Linked DNA regions of Homo sapiens: all the other regions are linked to region 1. The links are chromatin loops, found by intact Hi-C in ENCODE. Cell type or tissue: heart right ventricle. All regions are shown on one strand. Region 1 has its middle 53 kb from the start of LINC01217. Region 2 has its middle 97 kb from the start of DDIT4L-AS1. Region 3 has its middle 74 kb from the start of EMCN.

Evidence for each region. A loop is a pair of places that touch in the nucleus more often than their neighbours do. Peaks named below come from ENCODE experiments on the same cell type or tissue, not always from the same donor. Only the 100,000 strongest peaks of a DNase experiment are listed, where the experiment ranks them.
Region 2: it touches region 1 in a loop (5-fold over the local background); 31 of 110 quality-filtered maps call a loop at or near these places.
Region 3: it touches region 1 in a loop (5-fold over the local background); 9 of 110 quality-filtered maps call a loop at or near these places.

What each region holds. Positions count from the first base shown.
Region 1 is chr4:100,734,834-100,742,833 of GRCh38, forward strand. No RefSeq gene overlaps it. Among named protein-coding and RNA genes, the nearest start is that of LINC01217, 53 kb to the right of the region's middle. RefSeq lists an enhancer at 3,887-3,966. In heart right ventricle, CTCF peaks have their summits at 4,157 (motif pointing left) and 7,381; no DNase peak of the experiment used is centred here; H3K27ac peaks cover 3,073 bases.
Region 2 is chr4:100,089,352-100,097,351 of GRCh38, forward strand. No RefSeq gene overlaps it. Among named protein-coding and RNA genes, the nearest start is that of DDIT4L-AS1, 97 kb to the right of the region's middle. In heart right ventricle, CTCF peaks have their summits at 4,226 (motif pointing right), 4,434 and 6,854 (motif pointing left); DNase peaks (open chromatin) are centred at 4,310 and 6,820; H3K27ac peaks cover 1,807 bases.
Region 3 is chr4:100,587,956-100,595,955 of GRCh38, forward strand. No RefSeq gene overlaps it. Among named protein-coding and RNA genes, the nearest start is that of EMCN, 74 kb to the left of the region's middle. In heart right ventricle, no CTCF peak of the experiment used is centred here; a DNase peak (open chromatin) is centred at 3,396.

The DNA of each region.
Region 1 (8,000 bases):
GGGGAACATCACACACAGGGGCCTGTTGTGGGGTGGGGGGAGGGGGGAGGGATAGCATTAGGAGATATACCTAATGTTAAACAACCAGTTAAAGGGTGCAGCACACCAACGTGGCACATATATACATATGTAACTAACCTGCACGTTGTGCACATGTACCCTAAAACTTAAAGTATAATAATAAAAATAAGTGATAAAATGAAAAAAAAGTAATGTGTTTCAAATTACTGGCTAGTTTGAAAATGTATAACTATTATCAAAAACACAAATAAAAGAGAGAAAAAAGTTGATAAGTGGCGTAAGCTCACCAGTACTTTGCCTGGAATAGCTACAAATTAAAAGGCATCATTCAAAAGTGGCAAATGACATAAATCTTAAGCAATTGCCCATTGGTCTCCCCAGTTGAACCCTATTGATTTTGCACGAAGAATTTTATGCAAGACTACCTGTAAAAGAGTGCTGATCACAACAGAGCAAGCAATAAAATGGGGACATTTACATCTCAGAAGTGTCTATCATTTATTTAATCAAAGTTAAGCCTTGATATTCCAAGACTAATTGGTGTCATTTTCCCTTATGCACTCTCTGTCTCTCTTCTCTCTCTCTCTCTCCCACACACACACACACACACACACACACACACACACACATTCTTTTATACAGAGACCACTGATAATGGACACTATGTACATCAGTCTGAGGTCAGAACATTTCAAGTAAAATTGCACTTTGGCTGTATAAATCGTTGTCCAAGAAAATAGACCAATCTTCCAGTCATCATAGCAAAAGAAATTTGCAAGTAGAAAGGGAATGCATTGGAATAGCTCAAGTAAAGGACTAGGCTACGGAAGGACAAAACTCAGCTCTGGGGAGTCTGCATAGAAGGAACTGATAAACAGTCTTTTCAGGATGCCACCTTTGAGGGGATTGAGCCTTAACCCTTGCAAGTATTTTTGATGGTGTTCTCAAAAGTAAAATTCCAATAAACTGTATGGATCACATGCTATAACACCAGATTGTATGCAATAGGTAAAATATAGCACCCCAAATGGAAGAAAATTTAGCAGGAAAAGATAGAATAAATAGTGAGGTCTAAAGCAGCAGGTGTCCATTAGGAATGCCATGGTCTTTGTGCTTACACTGGTGGGTTGGGAGAAGGGACCAGAAAATTTATTTAAATCTCAGAGATGTTAGAGAAGCTAAGAGGTAGAGAAGCACTGATGAAGGCACAAGACATAGAAACAGTTTATGGGGGCTTTTTCCTGCATATCTCCACCTCCTGTTCACTATTATTTTTCCCAAACATCTTCCTCATCCCATGTAACTATTCTGTATTCACACTCACTCTTGCTTGTTCATGTCTTTCTCCCACTGGCATTTCATGACTCCTGCCCAAGGATGTAAAACCTTTCCATTTATCGCTACCTTTCTGTAATTCTGCGACAGTCCCTTTAAGAGAATGCACCTGAATTTGCCCATATTTCTCATGGCATTAATGAGTAGTAGATGTCTATGAAAATCATCTGTTACCTTTCTAGGGTACCTGCATCCATTTATTTGAAGGCTGTCTTGGATATTTGAAACTTTCAGCTCAAAGGAGTGTCTATGCTTAAGAAAATGTACTAAATCCCCTTAAGTCAGAAGAACCACTCACTGTTCAGAACCACAAGCTCCAAAGAACCACTGTTGTTTGGGAAGATACTGCCAAACCCATAACCAGCTTCTCCAAGACCCAATAAGTTGGCAACAGCTTTTTCAAAAGTTTCACAATTTTATTTTCTGATTTGATAGTGTAAAATTTCCATCTGCTTTCACTTTGGAGCAGTTTGGAAAATACTAGAAAAAAATTAGGAGGTAACCAAATCATTCCTAGGTGAATTTTTATTTTTGTGATGACACCAACTGGAATTAAAACAAAACAAAACAACACAAAAAATATAAAGACCGCCACATAAGCCATCTGCTACTAAAGGCCTTTGGCTATTCTTTTCCATATTTACTGCCAAGGGAGGTCCCTAACATATTACAATCTCAAATTTAGGATTCCAAATGGCAGCCTTTTAAATAGCAGCAAAGCACTAGCAGTGGAAACACAATAACAGATACTTGTCATTTTATAGGTTTGAATATTTTTATATTTGTAATAAGTACATTTTGAGATAAACACATGAAGATGAAAGAGCAGAATGGCATTTTAATCATTCTTAAGCAGGAAAAAGATAACTATTTTTTTTTAGCATGGAAACTTTCCACTTTTAGTAAGAGAAGATTGAGAGAAGGCAGAGTACACTGTCAGGTTCAATTAATTGTTGAAACCAAACAAAAATAGCCTCTCATGGTTCCCATTGTTCTGCAGCTGTTGGCTTCATAATGCCTGTTGTCTCCTTCCTTATGACTAATCATCATGGTTGCCCAGTTTCCTTTCTTGATTTTCTACCAGAAGTTGTGATGTGTCATAGGAAGAAAGGGCAACCCTCCAAGAATTTCTTTCCAGGTCTTTTGAACACATCCATCCTGGAGCATTTGCCTTTTTCTTCAAATTGCTGAATCTCTTGACCTCCCTGAACTAAGAAGCCATGTTTGTGAATGTGCATGCTTCAGTCGTTTGATAAGGGAGCCTAAGTAGCTTCCTGCTTTAAAGAGGTCAAAAAGATGGGAGTCCCGAATGGAATGTGTGCAAAAGTCTTCAGCCTAATGTGTTTTTCTTTTACAAAATCTCACCTTGCTTCTTGTTACTCTGTTGAACAGTTCCAGATTGCTAAAAGTATCACCTGCTTCCTGAGTTTAGCAATTTCTAAAAGTGTTATATCATGAGTATATAAAATCCCATTTAGTTGAATATCAAAATTCTAGCCACTTAACTTCTCAGAACACATAAAAGAACTTCAGAGTAAAAGGAAAAGACTACTGACATAGTTGTAAAACCTGATGCACTAAGACTTAAGTACTTTTGGTATTAAGGAGAGTGTTACAATTTTGAACACTGTCTGGCATACATTAAACATCAGATAAGTGTTTATGGCATTATTGGAGCTTAGATTAGCTGTTTTTAGACCTAAATCTAGCAAACTTGGTTATTATGTTTCTCAGGAAAAAAGAAAAAGATTACCAACAACGTTTTTGAATTATGGCAGAAGACAACAAAATGAGAATGTTGTGAAAATCTACAGCTGATATCTAGCTATAAAAATGAGACCAAAAAAATTACAAAACACAATTGCAATAGTTGGTCCATTTGATTTGCCCGAGGATGCAAAATAAATTAGATCACCCTTCAGAGACACCACCCTAATGATCATAGTAACTACTATTAAATTATCAAGGAAAAGTCCAATTAGGTTTCATTTATGCTAAGAAAGCAATATAAAGTAAAATAAGATTAAAGTTTAAAGGGAGCGGACTGAAGCACTAAGGATTTTCATCATCTTGGAAAATCTACTTAAATAGGGCAGCTCATTCACCAAAGATTTTAGTTCTCAGTGGGGCCTTGCTGAATTCACTTATGCTGTCAGATCTGAAGATATCCTATCACACAGTCTCACGCTTTACATAGCAAAAAGATTAGGGTGAACACAATCCTCTCTCCTCATGTTAGACCATGTCTGTCTCCCTTAAAAAAAAAAAAAAAAAAAAAACCACTGTCTGAACTTAGCTAGCCTCCAACCTGCCTTTGGGGAGAGTGCAGCTCCTTTGCTCAGAATGAGTCACTCAGTCTGTTTGTGCCCCACCTAACTGGTGTGGATGCTGGCTTTGGTTCCTTATAAGTCCATAAGGCAGCCTGGCTGAATTTATGATTCAGAGTAACCTTTAGTCCATCTCCTGCCTGTGTGTGCTTGCTACGAGTTCTCTCCAGGTCACCAGTGAGTTTTTCCTCCTCTATCATCATCGAAACCATTCATGGCCACATTGCACCTCACACTTATGCCCCAACAGCTTTATACATACCCAGTTCTTTTACCTCCAGGCCTTCATCCCCAGTGTGTCCTCTCCCTGACAGGCATCTTTCCCTTTCTACTAGTCCCAGCCACCTCCCACCACCTTTTCTCCCAGCTCAGTAGTTCTCAACTTTGGACAATTTTGTCTCCCAGGGGACATCTGACAATACCTCAAGACTTTTTTGATTGTCATAACCTGAGGAAAGACACTGCTGGCATCTAGTGGGTAGAGGCCAGGACTTCCATCGAACGTCTTCCAACGTACAGGCCAGTCCTCCAAACAAAAAATTATCCAGTCCAAATTGTCAAAAATGCCAAGGCTGGGGGATGCTGCAATCTTCTCAGTCTTCATTCTTACATCTCAGTTCAAATCTCACCTCCCTTAAAACCTTCCCTGAACATTATTCTTCACTACAGGAGAAGGGTTAGCTATCCCTACTCTTTCCTCTTTTAGTACTTGATATAATATCCATTCTTGAGCTTTCTATACCATAACAAAATTACCTTTGTCTACATTTCCCCCGCCCCACCCCCACCCCCACCCCACCCCACTAAACTCTTAGCTCCTTGTGAGCAGGGGTGGTGTCTTTTTCATCCACATCTATCCAGCACCCAGACTAGTGCCTGGTTTATTGTAAATGTTTTTAAAAATGTTTGAGTGATTGAATTTAAAAGATTAATTTTGTTTGAAACTTTATGTCTTTGCTTTTTTGCTAATCGTTTGGCAACATTAGAGACACCTTGCTGATCCCCAAGAATCTTCTGATCCATTAAGGATCTTTAAATATAGAGTAAGTGAGCCTCAACTCCTTACATTTCACTATGTCTGTGTTCTGGAGTTCCTCAGAAAGGATGACATCTTTGAGGATAATCTTTGGATGTTGATAACAGTGCATTTAAAGTTAACTGAGAGGCTGTCTTTAGCTGATAATAATCTGCTGAGTTGGATTTCTTATCTAGTTAACAGTATAGTCACTGAAGCCAGATTGCTTGGGTTCAAATCTAGGACCTGCCACCTACAACCTGTGTGACCTTGAGCATATTAATTAAACGTTCTGTGCTTCCGTTTTCTTTCTGAAAAAAAAAATGGGGATGATCATGGTATGAAACTCATAGATTTGTTATGAGAATTACCTGAGTTAGTATTTGTAAAATGCTTAGGACAGTGCTTGGTACTCAGTAAGTGGTTGTTAAACAAGGTTGGAAGGATAGGCTAGTGTCAACCCTCTGCTACTTGTGATGAATGCATCAAGCCAGGTAAATACATCTCATTCTAAAATATAACTCTACTTTATTGCATCCCTGAGGAGACTTGGATGAACACATGTTAAAAGATAAGACAATTAAGATTTACCCATCATGTGTCTTAGACCAAAATAACCCTCCAGAACTTGTCAAGCTTTTCTATAGGCAGGTGACAGAATGTCTTATAATCCTGGCATATATACAAAAACCACTGATAATCTATGATTGCCACTGCTGCTGCATTCTAATTTTCCTGCTTCAAACTGGCATTTTAATCATTCTGCCCATAGCAACTAATGTCCTTTAAATTAGCATTAAAAATTCATTCTTTTGGTTTATCCTTCCTGAATCAAGCTAATTAACTATCAGCTGAGAGCCCTTTAAATTATAAACTGAATGTGTTACATTTTCTAATTTATAATGCCTTATCTAGGCAAATTGAAAACCCAGAAAGGAGTGAATTAATTAATATTAATTAAAGAGAACAACATGGAACGAATGCCAGGTCAATCTTTGGAGTGTGCTTGGAAAGCCATTGTTGGGACTAATTTGTCCCTTTGCAGCATAGAACTTTGGACAAAAGGCTTTTCCATGGTGGCCTTATAAGGAATGAGAAAGGGAAGCCGGAGATAAGACTAGAAGTACCAATGAATACCGATATTATACATCTGTATTTACATATATTGCATATGTAATATTTCATATTCTCTATAATAAGAAACCAAATAATCAAATTAGTCCCTGAAGCTTTTCACAATTTTTTCTAGACTTTTTAATAGAAATCCCCTTTTATTTTTACTCAGCAAGTATTTTCTGAATGCCTCTAACATACAAAGTTTTAGGTAGGGAAATAGAAAATTAAAAGGATCATAACCCAAGGAACTTAAAGTATAGAGCAGCACCGTTCAATAGGGCTTTCTGTGATAATGAAATGTTCTATATCCACACCATCCAATAAAGTTGCCACCTGTGCATATTCAGCACTAGAGATGTGGCTCATGTGATTGAGGAAATAGATTTTTAACTTTACTAAAATTTAAATAGCCACATGTGGATACTTGTTGTTGTATTAGATATCTCAGGTCTAGAAGGTGAGAGAAACTGCATAATGTTTATTTTTGTCACTTAAAATTTTTCAAAGTTTGTCAGTGTTTCTTTTATGCCACGCAATTGTATGTCTCTCTTTCTCTGTCTTTGTCTCTGTTTCTCTCTCCCTCCCTCTCTGTCTCTCCGTGTCTCACATACACACACACACACACAAACATACACACATACACACATGCACATACCTCTCTTTGTTTTCTATTCACTGTCATATTTATCATCTTAAACTGATTTTATTCAGGGCTATGATGATCAACTTGGAGAGATGGAGTATATCAGAGTTACTAGAGGGCAAAAAAGAAAATGCCTGCATAATCAATGTTATAATTTTATAATGAAAAATGAGAAAAATATTTATACACATTATAGAAAAGTAAAATGGTGGGATGATTTGAAGAGCACAGTTTTCAACAGAAAGCTATACCTCTCCCCAAGGTGAAGTATCAGAATCTAGGAAGGGGTAGAAGAGATGCTGTGAGATTATTGTGTTGAACAAATAGGCACATGGGTTTACAAACTTTAAGAAATATTAAATTAGCTTAAAAACAATTAAAACATATTGTCCTAAAGGGCTGAAGGGTCCTTTCACCACATAAGACATTATATATAATCATTATTTCAATGGACATCAGAAATTCACTAAGCGTTCTGGGGACCAACGGCCTTAATTCATCCAGAAGTGGTCCCTGAGTCCTCCACAAGGTTGCTGACACAATTCCTAGTTGTAGATATTGGACAGTATAATTTGGATTTTACCCTAATATTCCTAAATGTAAACAAAGATATTAGGAATATAGCTGTGAAAAACTGGTTTAATACAAAGTTTAACAAACCACTATACATAAACAAAAATACATTCAAAATACAATAACATTTTTTCAGGACATATAATTTAGACTTTTTTTTCAAATCCAAGCCTATAAATCAGTGGGGGTTATTTTGTAAGTAAGGGCTAAATTCCAGAAGATTTGGTAAAGTTATTTTATGTTCATCAAAGTTGGATTTCAGATTCAATCATTTTCTTCATTGCGCTATTAAATTATGTTGCCTTACTCACCCCCATCTTTTTGACTTGACTCGCACAATACCAATATTGCCACCTATGGGTCAACATGATGTTGTGAGATGTTTTACATGACCGAGATGAGAAAGAAAAAAAAGTACTTGGAGAATGAATCATTTTGGATAGTTGAGTTTGACAGCTACACAGGATCCGTGCTTTTACATATCTTTTATTTAGTAGTTTTGGATAGAAAGCCTCTTCAAAGATACTGCACAAGTCCCTAATGTCTTAGCTACTGCACTGAAAATAATTAACAATTTTGATGACTACAGATAATTATCATCAATATAAATTACTATGCTAGATCAGAGATATTTCTCAAGTGCAAATTTGATCCTAGGCAAAGGCATCTCAGACTGTTGTCTCCTTTGAGTATTTAACTCAGTAGAATATTCAGTCACATGTCTAGACTCTCTGTTTGCTTTTCACTGCCCATAGTACATAATCCCACTTGTCAATTCCCATGATTTCCTATAGTTATAAACCAAATAACTACCCTAGTTAGAGTTGTTTACAAAATAAGGGTAATTGGGAACTGAATATGTGCCTAGAATTTAGAAATCTTACCATAGGGATTTTGTGACTCTGATTTTGTCTCCTCACATAAAATTTTCGTAACTTGCTTTATGATACACAGCTTCATTCCTAACAGG
Region 2 (8,000 bases), 650 kb before region 1:
TTTTGATACAGAGTCTCGCTCTGTCGCCCAGGCTGGAGTGCAGTGACCTGATCTCGGCTCACTGCAAGCTCCGCCTCCCAGGTTCACGCCATTCTCCTGCCTCAGCCTCCCGAGTAGCTGGGACTACAGGCGCCCGCCACTAAGCCCGGCTAATTTATTTTTGTATTTTTAGTAGAGATGGGGTTTCACCGTGTTAGCCAGAATGGTCTCGATCTCCTGACCTCGTGATCCGCCCATCTTGGCTTCCCAAAGTGCTGGGATTACAGGCGTGAGCCACTGCACCTGGCAAAGGGTTTTTTTGATATAATGATTTCTTTTCTTTTGAGTAGATACCCAGTAGTGGGATTTCTTGATTAAATGGTAGATCTACTTTTAGTTCTTTAAGAAATCTCCATTCTGTTTTCTATAGAGGTTGTACTAATTTACATTCCTACCAGCAGTGTAAACGTGCTCCCTTTTCACCACATCACCACATTCACACCAGCATCTATTGTTTTTTGACTTTTTAATAGTGGCCATTCTGGCAGGGGTAAGGTGGTATTTCATTGTGGTTTTAATTTGTGTTTCCCTGATGATTCGTGATATTGGACAGTTTTTCATGTTTGTTGGCCATCTATATGTCTTCTTTTAAGAAATATCTATTCATGTCATTTGCCTACTTTTTGATGGGATTATTAGTTTTACTGTTGCTGATTTGTTTGAGTTTCTTGTAGATTCTGGATATTAATCCTTTGTCTGATGCAAAGTTTGCAAATATTTTCTCCCATTCTGTGAGCTGTCTGTTTATTCTGATGATTATGTGTTTTGCTGTGCAGAAGATTTTTAGTTTAATTAGGTCCCTTTTATTTTTGTTGTTGTTGCATTTGCTTTTGGGGTCTTAGTCGTAAGATCTTTGCCTATGTCAGTATCCAGAAGAAAGTTTTTCCTAGGTTTTCTTCTAGAATTTTTATGGTTTCAGGTCTTAGATTTAAGTCTTTGATCTATCTTGAGTTGATTTTTTATACGGTGAGAGAGAGGGATCCAGTTTCATTCATTCTTCTACATGTGGCTATTCAGTTTTCCCAGCACCATTTATTACATAGGGTGTCCTTTCTTCAATTTATGTTTTTGTATGCTTTGTCAAAGATCGGTTGGTTGCAAGTATTTGTCTTTCTTTCTGGGTTCACTATTCTGTTCCATTGTTCTGTGTATCTACTTTTATACCAATACATGCTGTTTGGTAACTATAGCTTTGTAGTATAGCTTGAAGTCAGGTAATGTGATGACTTCAAATTTGTTCTTTTTGTTTAGAATTGCTTTGGACATTAGGACTCTTTTTTGGTTGTATATGAATTTTAGAATTTTTTTTTTAATTCTGTGAGAGATGATGCTGATATTTTGATAGAAACTGCATTGAATCTGTATATTGCTTTGGGCAGTATGGTCATTTTCATGATAGTGGTTCTTCCATTCTGTGAACATGTGTTTCCATTTATTTGTATCGTTCATGATTTCCTTCAGCAGTGTTTTGTAGTTCTCCTTGTATTAGGAGGTCTTTCACCTCCTTGGTTAAGTATATTCCTAGTTTTTTTTTGCAGCTATTGTAAAAGAGATTGAGTTCTTAATTTTATTTTCACCTTGGTCTTTGCTGGGGTATAGCAGTGCAACTGATTTCTGTACATTGATTTTGTAACCTGAGACTTTGCTGAATTCATTTATCAAATTTAGGTGTCTTTTGGAGGATTTTGTACAGTTTTCTAGGTATATGATCTTTACCACAGGGCCATGTTTGACATGTTTATTTGCAGGACTTTTCACTCTCAAAAAAATTTTTGTTTGTTTGTCTATTTGCCAGTGTATAATCTCTTTTCTCTTTGTAAAATAAGCTCCATGAGTGCAGGGGCCTTTGTTTGGTTTACTGCTGTATCACTGGTGTCTGGCATAGTGTTTGGCATGGAGAATGTGTTCAGTCAATTTTTTTGAAAATGTATTAATTTTCTAGGGCTGCCTTAAAACTTATGATAAACTGGGTGATGGAAAAAAAATGGAAATTTATTCTCTTATGGTTCTGGAGGCCAGAAGTCAAGCTGAGGTGTTGGCAGGCCAATGTCCCCTCCACAGACTATTAGAGAAAAATCCTTCCCTGCCTCTTCCAGCTTCTGGTGGTTCCAGGCATTCCTTGGTTTGTGGCTGTGTAATTCCATTACTTGCCTCAGTCTCTATATGACTTTCATATCTGTCTCTCTATATCTCACCCCTGTACCTTTCTTTTTTTTTTTCTCTTGTTGCCCAGGCTGGAGGGCAGTGGCGTGATCTTGGCTCACCGCAACCTCCACCTCCCAGATTCAAGCGATTCTCCTGCCTCAGCCTCCCGAGTAGCTGGGATTACAGGCATGCGCCACTACGCCAGGCTAATTTTGTATTTTTAGTAGAGGTGGGGTTTCTCCATGTTGGTCAGTCTGATCCCTGTGTCTTTTATACGGATACTTGTCATTGAGTTTAGGGCTTACCTGGATAATCCAGAATGATCTCATCTCGAGACCTTTAATTTAATGACATCAGCAAAATCCCTTTTTCCAAATAAGATCATGTTCATGGGTTCCAGGGGATTGGACATAGACATATCTTTCTGGGGTGTAACCATTGAATCCACTACAAAAAGCATGCTCAAAGGACTCATGAATGACAAGCTAGTCCTTGAAAACCTGTGCTGTCTGCCATTTTCCTTTTCTGTTCTGGCTGCCTGGGGTGATGTTTCCTGTCGCAGCTAATGCCGCAAGTGATAGCTCTACCTCCAGTGACCACTAAGGCAGGACAGTCAGCAAGAAAGCCAGAGATATTGTTATAGAAGAATTTTAGACAAATTCGTTTAACAGACTTTATTTGATCAAAGAACAACTCGTGAATTGAGCAATACTCAGAACCGGAAGAGGTTTTAAGAGCTCCACCCAGCAGTGTAAGCAGTAAGCTTTTATAGGATGAACACAGAAGAAAAATAGAAAAAAAATCATCTGATTGGCTTCGGCTAGGCATTTGCCTTTTTGGGCCACGGCGTGTTGAGGCATCTGCCTTATTTGAGCATGATCTGATCAGTTGGCTCCCTGTGATTGGCTTGATGGTCAGCTGTTTGTGATTGGTTGAAACTTGGCTACTCGCAAGAAGAAAATATACTCCTAAGTTAGGTTTTGGCTTGTTTATGTACTAGATTAGGTTGTGGTTTGTTATGTAGGACCTCAAAATATGAGACAGTCCCAGGCCAATGGTCTCCTGCTTATTTAATTTAACAACACAAGATTGCAAATTTCTGAAGGTGGGTCCTTAATAGCTATGCCTAGTGTGCTGTCTCTAGGCTACGCTGAAGCTTCTGGTACCTCATCTGTTAGTGGATGTTAAGTGTGGTGTTGCACTCTCTTCTTTAATTGCCGAAAGAGGAGTTAGCTTTGGGCCTCATCATTGCGAGGAAAGAACTGAGGCTTGGAGGGCTGAATTGAAGATTAATCTGAATGACTAACACTATGTTGTTTCCAAAATCACCCCCTGTTCCACTTTGAAACAAACTTGTGTTTTCTCAGTTTCTCCCCGAAAGGAAAAGTTTCTCACCAGGAGTGTCGTGGTGCTTTGTGTATATAAATCCTTGCTGGGTCCATATCTATTCTCCACACATGCCTGGAGTCGAGGCTGAATCATTTATTATTTATTCCCCAGCATGATATAGCTTTATTGCTTATGTTCACTGGGGTTTGGGAAATAAAGACTCAGGAAGCAGAAACACACCAGCTACAAGAGTCTGACATTTGTTTATGAGCAGGACAGCCTTGACTTATTATTCTACTTCTTCTCTTGCGTCTCCGGGAACAGATCTAAGAAGTGGGACCTTGTATGCAGTCACTGAGACAGCTGTTCCCATGAAAATCAGGGCTCATGGAGGACATGCAAATGCTTCTCTGTCAGTCTTCAGCCTGCTTGCTCTGCCTTCTGCTTTCCTGGTGAGGATTAAAAGAGGATTTCAGAGCTCTCCTTCAATTTGATGCCATCATTTTGATGTCTATGCCACCCGTAACTCCAATTTCTAAACTTGAGAGCTGTACAGGCCTGTTACAAAGTGGTTACCTTTTAACCACTAACTTCCGAGAAAAAACTTGGATCACTGAGGAGAGAACGAAGACAAATACAATTGAAGCCCCAGGTAGTTTTCCTGAGGCCTCATGATTTCTTTTGGCAGAGAAACCTATGATAGCTGGTGGCCACTAGGGGTCCCCAGAAGGCTTTTTTAATGAACAAGAGGCACCCGCGCTCCTCACCCCTCCCTTTCCTTCCCACAAATGCCAGGGGTAAAAACAACTTTAAGCTCTGACGTCAGCCAGCCAGGGGAGCCACCCTGTTGTGCCCATAGGTATAGCTAAGCTTCTGAGAACTGGGGCCTGGTGCTTTCCCTGGCAGCCCAATTTTCAGCTTAAATCATTGCCTTAATGTTATTTTAATGTGCTTGGGGTCCCTGGGGGACAGAGTGGGTGGCAGGGGAACAGCATTTAATTTCCTTTGGAGTTTGGAATGTGCCTGACACTTCTTAAGTACTTGAGTGAATATGAGAGTCTGTAATCCTTGCAAGAGCAAGCAACTTTGGGGGCCTTCTTATTTGGCAAGCTTCAAGACAAAGTTAAATTTTTGCTAGGAGAGAGGGAAAAAAGGAAATAAACATGTATTAAAAGTCTGATATATGCCATGGGCTTTACATTTATTATATTATTAAATCTCAAAAATAACCTCATCCAGTTGGAATTATTGTTCTAAATGCTAATATTAGGAAGGAGACATTCAGATTAAACAATTTGCCTACTGTTTACAGCTGATAAATGACCCAGGTAAGACCACAGCACTGGTCAATTAGGATCCGCAATCCAGGCTATGCTCTCAGTATCCTTCAGCCTTCTGGTTTTACTGTGAGGGCTCTCACAAAGGAATCTACTCATTGTTTTACCTGAAGCTTTTAAAGTACATAACCAAATCCAAACCTATAAAGGTGAAATAGCACTTTTCTAGATAATAAAATTAAAGCCTGAATGTAATCAAGCAAATGCTTATTAGGGATATTTTGTCCACCAGGTGCTATGTCTAATGCAGGTTCTGTTGAGGGCCTCATGTGCTTAATTCAGAGTAAAAACAAACAAACAAACAAAAAACACTAATGTTAGGGCAAATGTATTATTTTGACCAGAATGACATAGATTGGCTGTGTCCACATCAACTAAATAAAGTGAGCAATTATCTGATGAATTGCTGCTGAAGAGAAACACTTGATTCTTTACCACATTACCAAAAGGGTAGATTGACAAATAAAGAAGAATGTATCAGGCTTGAAGGTTGGCCAAAAATTGCCAGTCAATACTCTGGAAGTTTAGCAACAGGGAAATATCATAAGGGTTTATTTGAATCAGCCCTGTCACAGTGCCCAACCCAGTGCCTGGTGTAGTGTAGGCTCTCCGTGAAGGCAGAATCAACGTTGAATGATGTTTTTAAAAATGTTTATAGGCCCACTGTGAACATCCCAGTCTCCCTTCAGCTGAAGTCACTTTATGTTGACTCAAAACAATCTGCCCTCCAAACGAAAGTGTAAAATAAGAAACCAAGGCTTAGACGCTTCAAACACCAAAGCACCCTCTTCTTATATTCCTCCTAATTGTTAGTAGAGTAAGGTGTTTGGCTATTATTAGTCTCCCAGTGCTTACGTATTTGCTGGAAATATGCCTCATCCTCATGTATTACACCTTCTGCATAATCTAGTTTTATCATGTAGAAATTCCAAGGATTTATGAAGGTGAAATGACTCTGAAGTCCCTTGGATGAGGCTTATTAAGTGGCCCATTTCTTCTGAAATTCAGGGAGCTGAACTACAGCAAGGATGGATTGCCAAAATACATATTATGTAATTTTAAGTCACTTGCGCATGACTAAAACCTTAACCATGGTCAACGTAGGAGAAAATGATAATGATGTAATTTATTTGTGCTCACGTTACCATCTCCCCACCCAACAGTGCCTTAAAATAGATACAACGGATAAACTAGTAGAACCCTTTTTAAAAACATCAATGGCCACTTTCAAAGGAAAACAAAGTAAGGAAAGGAAAAAGAAGATCTGAAAAGGAACATTCAAAGGTGGGGTCTTAATTTCATCTGTGCTCATGGGAGACAGGGGGTGACATCATTTGGTAGAGAAGATGTCTGAAAATTCAGCCTCTTGAAAAGAACAATGTCAATCTATTCTCACTTTTAAAATTTGAAAAAGAGGAATGGTAATAACAACATTTACCATTTATTGAGCCTTCTTATGTGCCAGGTTCTAACCCGAACTGAAATCTAAAATAATTTCTCTTGAATCCTTAGAAGTTTGATGTTATTATCCTGATGTGTATGAGGAAAAAACTTAAAGAAGTTAGTATTTGCCTACCCTCCTACAGCTCATGAGTTTTGATGGTTTCTTGAGTTGTTGGGAAGATTTGCTAACACTGGTGGTCTCACTGTGCTTTTTCACTGGGGCATATGGTTATGGGTTAAAGAGTGGTGGCCTTGGCTTAGGGTTAACAAAAGTAATATTAATAGTAGCTGCAAGTTATTGAGTGTCCACTGTGAGCCAGTCTCTTCACGCTTATCATCTCTTAATTTTCACCAAATTATCTGCAAGGAAAGTTTTATCTTTTAATTTTCACAGAGGAAAGAAAGTTGACTGAGGAAACTGAGGTTTATGTTGCAAGAAAGTGATGAAACCAGGATCAAAGCCAGCTTTGCCTGTGTTCTTTCCACCTTCCAGTCCCCGCTGTCCTGTGAGGATAATTAGCAAACGCAGACGTGCTCGCTCGCACAGAACACGCTCCCTCTGGTGGAAGTCAGAGAGGTACACAATGAGGCCCTTGTATGAGTCAACCCTTTCTGGGTTTCAGGAGAATCTGACCTTGTTTCTTACTTTGTCATCTCCTGTTGCTTAGCTAGAGACCCTAAATATGCATCTTCTATTTGTGACTCTGTTTTTCTGTTTTGCTTATTATTATTAAAAATAGCTGACAAAACAAACAGTAGGGCAACTTACAAAATATGAATGAATGACACATACCCACAGTCTCTCCTTTTTTTTTGTTTTATTTTGTTTTCTTTCCCACTTTAGACACTTTGGGTGGTTAGCAAAATCTACCAGAATATATCTTACTTGTTTTCAGGATCTGTCAGAAAATTGTTATGTTGTCTTGGATCCTGAGCCTGCTGTTTTGCCCACACCCTTGTTTGGCATGAGGTGAGACTAGGAATAAGAGAATAAACAGTTGCTTGTACAACATTTTCATAGAGAGGAAGTTATTATATGACACCCAAGCAGAGAAACTCTTCTTCTTAATCCAGGATGACTGAGGAGGCCAGAGCTCTCCTTTTTGCTCTGGAACCATGAGCCTGCATTCCCTCGCTGCCTTTGGCACCTTGGCTTTCTACCTTCATGTTCTGAATATGTTGTGTTTTTCTCTCCCATTATGCTGTAAACTTGGCAATAGTGGGGACCGAGTTCCCTAACTGATTTTATCCTGTTTCTAGTAGTAAAAGGTTTTCAGTCAGGCTTGGTGGAAACAAATATAAAGAAGATAAATAGATTGGATATGAGTTCAAGTACCTGACAAGGAATTTGGACATTCTTTTATAGTCCAGTAGTTCTTAAACTTTTTTTTTTCCTAGGCCAGCGCCTGGGGATGTGATACACTCTGACCAGTGATTATTATCCTCTTTTCTTGAGTGCATGTGAGTGTGTTTTGTGGGGAGGGGAGAAGAGCAGGCACAGGCAGCCATCTAGTAAAAAGTTCCAATGAGAGGCATCTAGTTTTTGAAAAAAAAAAAAAAAAAAAGAAAAGAAAGAAAAAAAAAATCCCTTCATGGCATGTGAAAACCATCCTCCCAGCCCTGACCAGGGCGGTGGAGAGAGTGAAGAGCCACTGAAGTTTTTGAGTGGGAACATGGGAAGATGAGACGTATTTTTGGAATACCATT
Region 3 (8,000 bases), 150 kb before region 1:
TATCTCAGGGTTTGAAATTTCCCACTTTAGAAGACATTTACCACTTTCCTTTGCTTCTCCCAAACATAAAACAAATCTCAAAGAATAAAGGAAAGCGAGTTGATACACCATAATACGCAGTTGCAGTATCATTAAATTGCATACACATAGTCACACTCAGAGAGAACTGGGACGCCAGCTTCTAATTTGTTATCAAATAAACATTGTCTCCAGTTGTTTTCCAGAGGTTAGGGTGTAACTTCAGTAACTGAAGAGGGGAATAAACAAAGTTAGCATCAAGTTATAGTCTGATGCAACCTTAAAGTCTGCATTTTAAGGTCTGGGTGAGCTCATCTGTCATGAGGCCTAAAATAAACAAGTGTCCAAGATGGAAACAATGGTGTAGTTAAAATCATCCACATAAGTGAGTCAAGCACCCAAAATGCCTTCTGCCGGGGACAAAGCAAAATTCTGAGGGCAGAATCTGATGATTGTCCCTTTAAGACATTAAGATATTTAAATTACCACAGGAACGCAACACACATCGTTTTATTCTACTTGTCAAATGTTGTAAAATAATCACGTTGATAAAATATGAAACTATTGGGTTGTCCACGTTCTGAGTTATAAGACTTTACAATACCAGGGACTTTATAATATCAGAAGATTTAGGTTTTTCAAAAATCCAAATGGTTATGAAATGGAGAGAGGGATTGAAATAAAGGATTATTTCTCTGAATGGACTGCAACAGATCAAAGGACAAGATCAAGGCTAAAGAGCAAATATCAAGGAGTTTAACAACTGACATTCTTCTCCATCTCAATAAATGACCAGAAACTTGGAGTCATCGTTGACTCTGCTCTTTGTCTCCTATTTTATATCTAAGTAAGTCACAAATTCCAGCAGCACTGCCACCACCCTGGTCCAAGTGTCAGTCATTGTCCTGCGAGTTTTGCTATGGTTGTAGCTTATAAATTGTTCTACCTTCATCCCACACTTACCCCTCTGTAGTCTATTTTCAACCAGGCAAGTGGAGTGATACTGTTGGAATTTAAGCTAAACTCTATCGATGACTACCCATGTCTCTTAGAATGAAATCCAAATTCTTTACAGTAACCTGAAAAACCCTACTTCATCAGGCCTTCTCTACTTGTATGATGTCTTCCCTGACCCCACTGCACCTAACTGCTTCTTGCTCACTTCATTGCAACAACATTGGCCTCCTTGTACTTCACACCTGCTGAACATGCTTCAGCCTCAGGACATTTGAATTTGCTAACCCTTCTGCCTGAAATACTCTTCCCTTAGATATCTGAAAAGTTTTCTTCCTCATCTATTTATGCGTCTTTGGTTTAAAATTTTACTTTAAAAAGTAAAACATTTCATGACCACCCTATTTAAAACTAGTTTCTTCCCTCACTCCCAGGATTCCCTGGCCCCTACCGTTCTTTATCTTCTACTATAGTAGTCGTTATCTCTTACAAACTACATATTTTATTTGTTCTAATTTTTTTTAATCTGCTTTCTTCCACTAGGGATGTTTGTTTCTTTTTGTATGGCCATTTTCCAGAGTAATTAGAATAGCAGGGCAAGGCAGGTAGGGCCTCAAGAAATAGTCATTAAAATGTTAAAAAGACTTTCAAACAATGCTAATTGTGCTACTTATAAAACCAGCCCTGCTTTAGTCCCTATGGATATTTAAAAACAAACAAACAAACAAACAAAAAAACAGATCTGAAGATTCCCAGGAGAACGCAGACCATGCTTGCAGCTCTGGGACAATGATGACTTATAACAAAAAAGGGAAGAGGAAATTCTGAGGAAACTGGCCATCCAGAGAGGTTTGGTGTACTCAGTGCACTGGGGACATCAATTTGGGAGCAAATATTTAGGAAGGAAAAAAACCATTTTAAAAAATGGTTTACCAGAAATTAACCAACAGCATTTTCCTAAATTCATTAAAGTTTCAACAGTAATGTCCATATTTCCAAGTCACAATGACATTCGATGTAATGGAAAAAACACATCTGGCATTAAAAAATATTAGTGTTAATGATATGAATTTATTCATATTCAAAATTTGGGGTTAAAAAACCAGGCTTACTTGCTTCCAGACTAACTCTTTGTGACTCCACTGTGACTTTATTTAGGCCCTGGATTAGTGAGACCATTCTAATTTCTCAAACCTTGACTAGGATTAAAATTTCCATGGTACAAAGAAATGACTTGGTTAAAAGAGAAAAAACTTTCCTTCTTCTTATTTTGAATAGAGAATGCGTAGTGCACTGAAGACCTTCAGCGATGGTTGTGTGTTATCTGAAAGCTGATCCCAATGGACTTTGACAATGCACACTGGTGTCCACCATTCACTTTCAACTGGACACGTCTCTATCCTCAGGCTTGCTCTTCTGAGGAGGTGGAGAGAATCTTAAGTGAGAACTGTAAAGGAAAACTTCTAGGTAATAAATAGCTTCAGTAGAGAATAACATGAATGATTCTACTCAGGATCATCTCAAAGGCTGAAATGAGTCACTTTACATTTGAAGATATTACAACAACATCAGATGCACAGAGGATTCCTTTTCCTTTTTAACAATATCAAGTTGAGTCTCATGGCTCACTGGAGAAGCTGAATCACAAAAATGACATAGAAGCTCATGGCCAGTATCTTAAAGAGGCATACAAAATTGCTCATCCTGTTATTTTCTGAGAGAAAATATCTTACTTCTTCAAAACATGCAGGTGGTGGAAGAGCGTATCTAAGGGAGCCAAATCAGATAGGAGCATTTCAGAAACCCACACGGAATCCATGTGGTACCAAAAGTTCTCAGGAGTTAGCAGCATCCACATGTCATTGCATTTTTTTACTCTCCTTGATAAATTTGATGTCATAAAGTGATAGTTTCAGTCTTAGTCCCTTCTGTTAAAAAGGAATCAATGATTAAAAGCCAAATTGTTTCTATTGTAAATAGTAGCATTTCTTGCAACTCCTAGCCACCTTTACTGCCAAAAATAAAATATACATTGTAAGAGCTAAGAGGACTAATTCTTTTATATTGTTGCTTCTCTTAATAAGAAATCCTTTTGGTTTCAACTGTGTAACTGCAACATTGGTCCTCTCACATTTTCCTCAGTTGCTCAAGTTGCCAAGTGCATGGAATATCCTGTTTTTTCAATTAAACTTACCACTGCTTTTCATTTTATCCCCTCTGAGCTTCATAAGCTTCTTTGGGTACCATGCAATGGAGTTCAGAGGCCAGCTTAAAAAAATTAAAAAAACCCAACAATCTGCTTTGCAAAGCTGAGTAAATATGCATAAACACGTTCACACTACCTGTATCTGAAAGAGTTAAGAGCTCCTGAACAGTACTTCAAGGTCAGCAGTTTGCTTTCATCCGTTTCCAGCACTTTGCATAGCTGGCAGCCCTCCATCCTTTGGAGAGTAGAGGGACAGCAGAGTGCACAAGACTTACAGTCTCAGCCAGAATTTCCATAATCACATCAACAGATGGAATAATAATCACTGCTGAAGTTGCTGCACAATCTTTCTGATCCAAGGAAACTTCCTTCTGATTCAATTCAAAATTATTTCTGCTGGCAACTTAGACATAGGCATTCTTATTTTCTGGAAATGTTACAAGTTAAGGTGATTTTAAGGTAACTGAACAGTATAAGCCCTGCATTTGAATATAGTACTGTGGAGGGAGCCACATGTGTGCAGGGAGGTTGAGCAAAGGCTGGGCATTTCCGAGTGCTACATGGGACGTGACATTTCTTTGGTGACTTGCAGCAGTGACTGTGAGGTCTGCCACTCTGCGACATTATGTCCTGGCCGCCTGGGCTCTATCTCCACGGTTGGGATTCTAGTCATGACTGCTTGAAGCTGTCCTTCCCCATTCTCTATATAGCAGGTTAATTCTATTCTTGATTATTCCATGGGGAAAAATCAGTTATATTGAAGAGAATTTTAGATCAACACAATTAGAATCATACTTTCTAGAATCTGGTATGTTAGGGTACTTAATGTTGATTTCTAGACAACAGCTGTGACTCTACCTAAGCTCTGAATCTGCACCGTATGAAAGTGTGACAAAGTTAAGATACCCATAAATATGATGAACAACACCTCTATTGTGTAGATTTTAAAGTTGTTTTGAGGTTTAAGGCTTTATTACATCAAGAATTATCTGAGAGTATCTCGAACTAGACATTGATTTCTCGAATTAATTCTTCTAATTATTCATCAGTGGAGAATCGTTTACCAATATAATGTCCAGGTCACATATGTGGTCAATTTGAATAACCATGAGAGTATAATATAAACATGGATCTGTCTTCACTTGAGAATTCATAAAAAGTGCCACAGTAATTATGTCTGTGTGACATAATCTACTAAAAAAATAATGAAAATGGTAGGAAAAAAATACATTACTTCAGGAGAAAAACAAAATTTTAAAAAGAAATTGGCTTATTTTTGAGTGGCTTTCTCTCACTTCAACTTAGTTATTTCTTGTTTGATTTTTTTTCATTTTGTTCTTTTTTATTGCGATCTCCTATATGTTAAGCACTATTCCAGACACTAAGGATAATTTAAGAGTCTGTCTTTCTCTCCGGACATCCTAAGGTCGCTTAGAGTTTTCATCCCTTACATAGCTTCAGCCGAAATCTACAAGTCTCTGAAATCTATATTTTCAGTAGCAACTTCTCTTCCAAGCTTCAAACCAATATTACATACTTTGAAGGAGGTAGGGGAGGATGTCTAAAGTTACCAATAAAATGCATGATGCCCAATAATTTATCCTGCAAGAAATACTAAAACAGGTTCATTGCTTATCTGCCATTTAAATTTAACTAGGCTTCTTGTGTTTTAATTTGCTGATTTTGGAAACCCTGGGGATGGGGGTCAAGATACATTTTGTTCTTTTGTGTTTTGATCTCTGCATTTCCCATTCTCCTGATTCTGAGCAGTAATCAAGCTCTAAGAACTTCCTTATCTTATGGATTTGTACAGAGCAGAAAGCCTACACTGTAACTTGATGAAAAGAGTGTGCTCCTTGTTTAAAGAGAGGAGGAGAGAAAAAAAAAAATTAAAAGGAGACTGACCTACAGGAAGGATTTCCCCTAGATGAAGAGTGGTCAGAGATTGGCAGATTTTACATTTATCAGGGGCCAGGACATTGCTTGGAAACAGAGCAGGGCAATGGCAAGACTTTGAACAGGATGGTTTGGAGGAATGGTGCACCTAAGGAGGTAGTATCCATGCCACCAAGGTTCCCAGCCTCAGCATCAACTCACATGCTTGACCAATAATACAGAAGCAGTGAAAACATCAGACTTGAAGGTACTGCGTGCATTGCAACAAGGAATGATTCAGTGAAAACAAGTGTTGGCTGGTGAATTGCTGGGTTTTCATTAATGCTTTGGGATCAAATAATATCACAGAACATTTGCACCAGGGAAACCTAGATTATAGACTGTGATTGAATTTCCTTCTATGCAAAGAAGTACGAGTCTTATAATGTAATGCAAGTTGATTTAGAGGGAAAAATGAAGTGGGATATTTCTTCCATACTTCATCTGTGAAATCAAATTTAGAACCTTTTCTGTGGCAGACAATGATGGTTACTTACTCAAAAACCTCCTTGTTCTCCAAATTTATCTTTGCTGTGTCCTTATCAGTGATAAGAAGGTATCCCGACCCAAGCCACTGGGACCTGGAAATTTTTCTTTTTCTAATTAAAGAAAAAAAAATTATGTGGAAAAGAAACTATCATTTTGCCTTTGGACTTGGTTGTTAGGGTATGCCCCCTGAATTTGTGACAATCATCTTTTGATTATGAGGAAACAAGTATAAGAAAAAAAGACAATCTTCAGGAAGAGAAAATGGAGAGATGAACAGAATTCAAAGTTGTTATGATATCACTGAATTACTCATTAGTTAACTCTGCTACTTTCCTGCTTCAGAACTTTTTATGAGATAATAAATTTTTAAGACACATTTAGTGGGCTATTTCATAGTTTGCATCTACAAGAATCCAAAATGATACATTGTTACCATCACAGATTGGGTTTCCAGAAGCAAATGCTGAGACACAGTTTAAGTGCATTGTGTTTACTAGGGACGAACAGCTGCAGAAAGGATGGGGAAGAAGTACAACTGGGCAAAGGAAGAAGTGGAAGTGGCAGGGAGCTCTGTAGCAAGTGTTGCTTACTAGATGTTGTGCAACAGGTCATGATGGCTAGAACTTTATACCCCTGCCATGCTCAGTCACTGGGGGCAGGCTGCTCTGGTAGAGATGTGACCTCAAGCAAAGGATTTATCTGAATCTAAGGCAGATCTGATGGGCAAGATAGCAGGACGCTGGCTTCTGACCACATGTTCTGCAGCTAAACAGCAAGCCCTTCCTTGAAGTCTGATCTGGGTATCTTTGTGTTCACATCAGCTATATGCATACATGCGTATGTATTCACATACATAAATACATATATATACACACACACACCTACCAAATGTATCGTTACTCTGACATTCAAATACCTCAGATTCAATGGGATCAAAATTAAAAGATGGTTCCACTCATGAAGATAATTTAGGATTGACCTCTCAAATCATCGTCATGTCTTTCCTCCTTGCCTTCACCCATCAATGACTATTACTAAGCCTAGTAATATCTTACTTCAGTCCTCATTTTTACTCATTCACATTGATGTTAGGGAAATCCAAGCCTCATTATGCTTCAAGTAAGGCTAAAGTCATTGAGTTTCCTAACCTTAAATTTGATTTCCTAAACACTATTATTAACTTGTGTTTCATATAGCAACAGTCTGGTTGTGCCGTTACTCCTCTTAAAAACCCTCTATAACCCTATTTTGTCTATTAAGTCGCAGCAACCTTTATTGGTTTTTCATCCAACAAAAACCTCAAGATCCTGCTTCTAACTTATTCATTTATTTTAAGACAATGAGTTGATTAGTAATTCTAATGGAAGTCATTCTATTTCTTGCCTTTCTGCCTTTCTTTCAGCCATGCCAGTCTGGAAATCTTTCTTTACTCTCATTTGTGCTTTCTAAAATTTTATCAAATAGAAGTATGACCCACTAAACCCACCAGTCAGTAAGCCACACCAAGACATACTGGTTGAATGTTTGTCCTAACTTTAGTATATCACATAGTCTGCCTTTTATTATGTTTTCAAGGCTGACTTGCCCAGTAAGCACACTAAATAGCTGCTTAAGGCACCAGAAAATCAGGACAGAGCAGATTGAGTTTGTATGTCACTATGATCTATATACTTGTTCTGCATGTAGGCCAGAAAGTGTCGTAGCACCAGCACAAACTGTTCCATCATGACTGTAAATCTGGGACTCAATTGGCAACTTCTTTCTCACATTGATTTTAAATATATATCATGTGTTTCTCACTTTATGCCCAGGGGTTCCTGTCGGAGGCAGGAGATGTTGTGGAAACTACTCAGTGTCCACACATGCATAACTTATGTGTCACACTTGAAACAATGTGAGACAGGATTATAACTTGTGCATGAACCTGACAAGATGGGCCTTCCCTTACCAAGGCTGAGCTAACCTTACTCCTGCTGAATGCTCAACCTGCTGGCAGCAGAGACCAAGATTGAGCACTGTGGTTGCACTCCTCAGGGAGTCCAGTTAGCCATTTGGTAACAGATCAATTTTGTGTCTTTTCACTTTTAAAAGGGCAGTAATACATTCTTATAGAAATTATTTTATACAACTCCTGTGGGGTTGGGATACTAACTTCTGGAATGCACAATTATCTACCGAGCCACCTTACTTGAAAGAAAACTTTTGCCAATGCAAAATAAGTTACACCAAATTAGAGGTTGCAGCCACCATCTGGCCTTTTTTAAGGCAAAGACAGGAGTTACTATACTAGTGGGAGTAATCAAGCCCAATCACCATGAAGAAGCTAGGGTGGTTGCTACACATTGGACTTAGGGATGAGTATCTAGAATTCAAGGGATTAACTGTGTTGTCTCTTGGG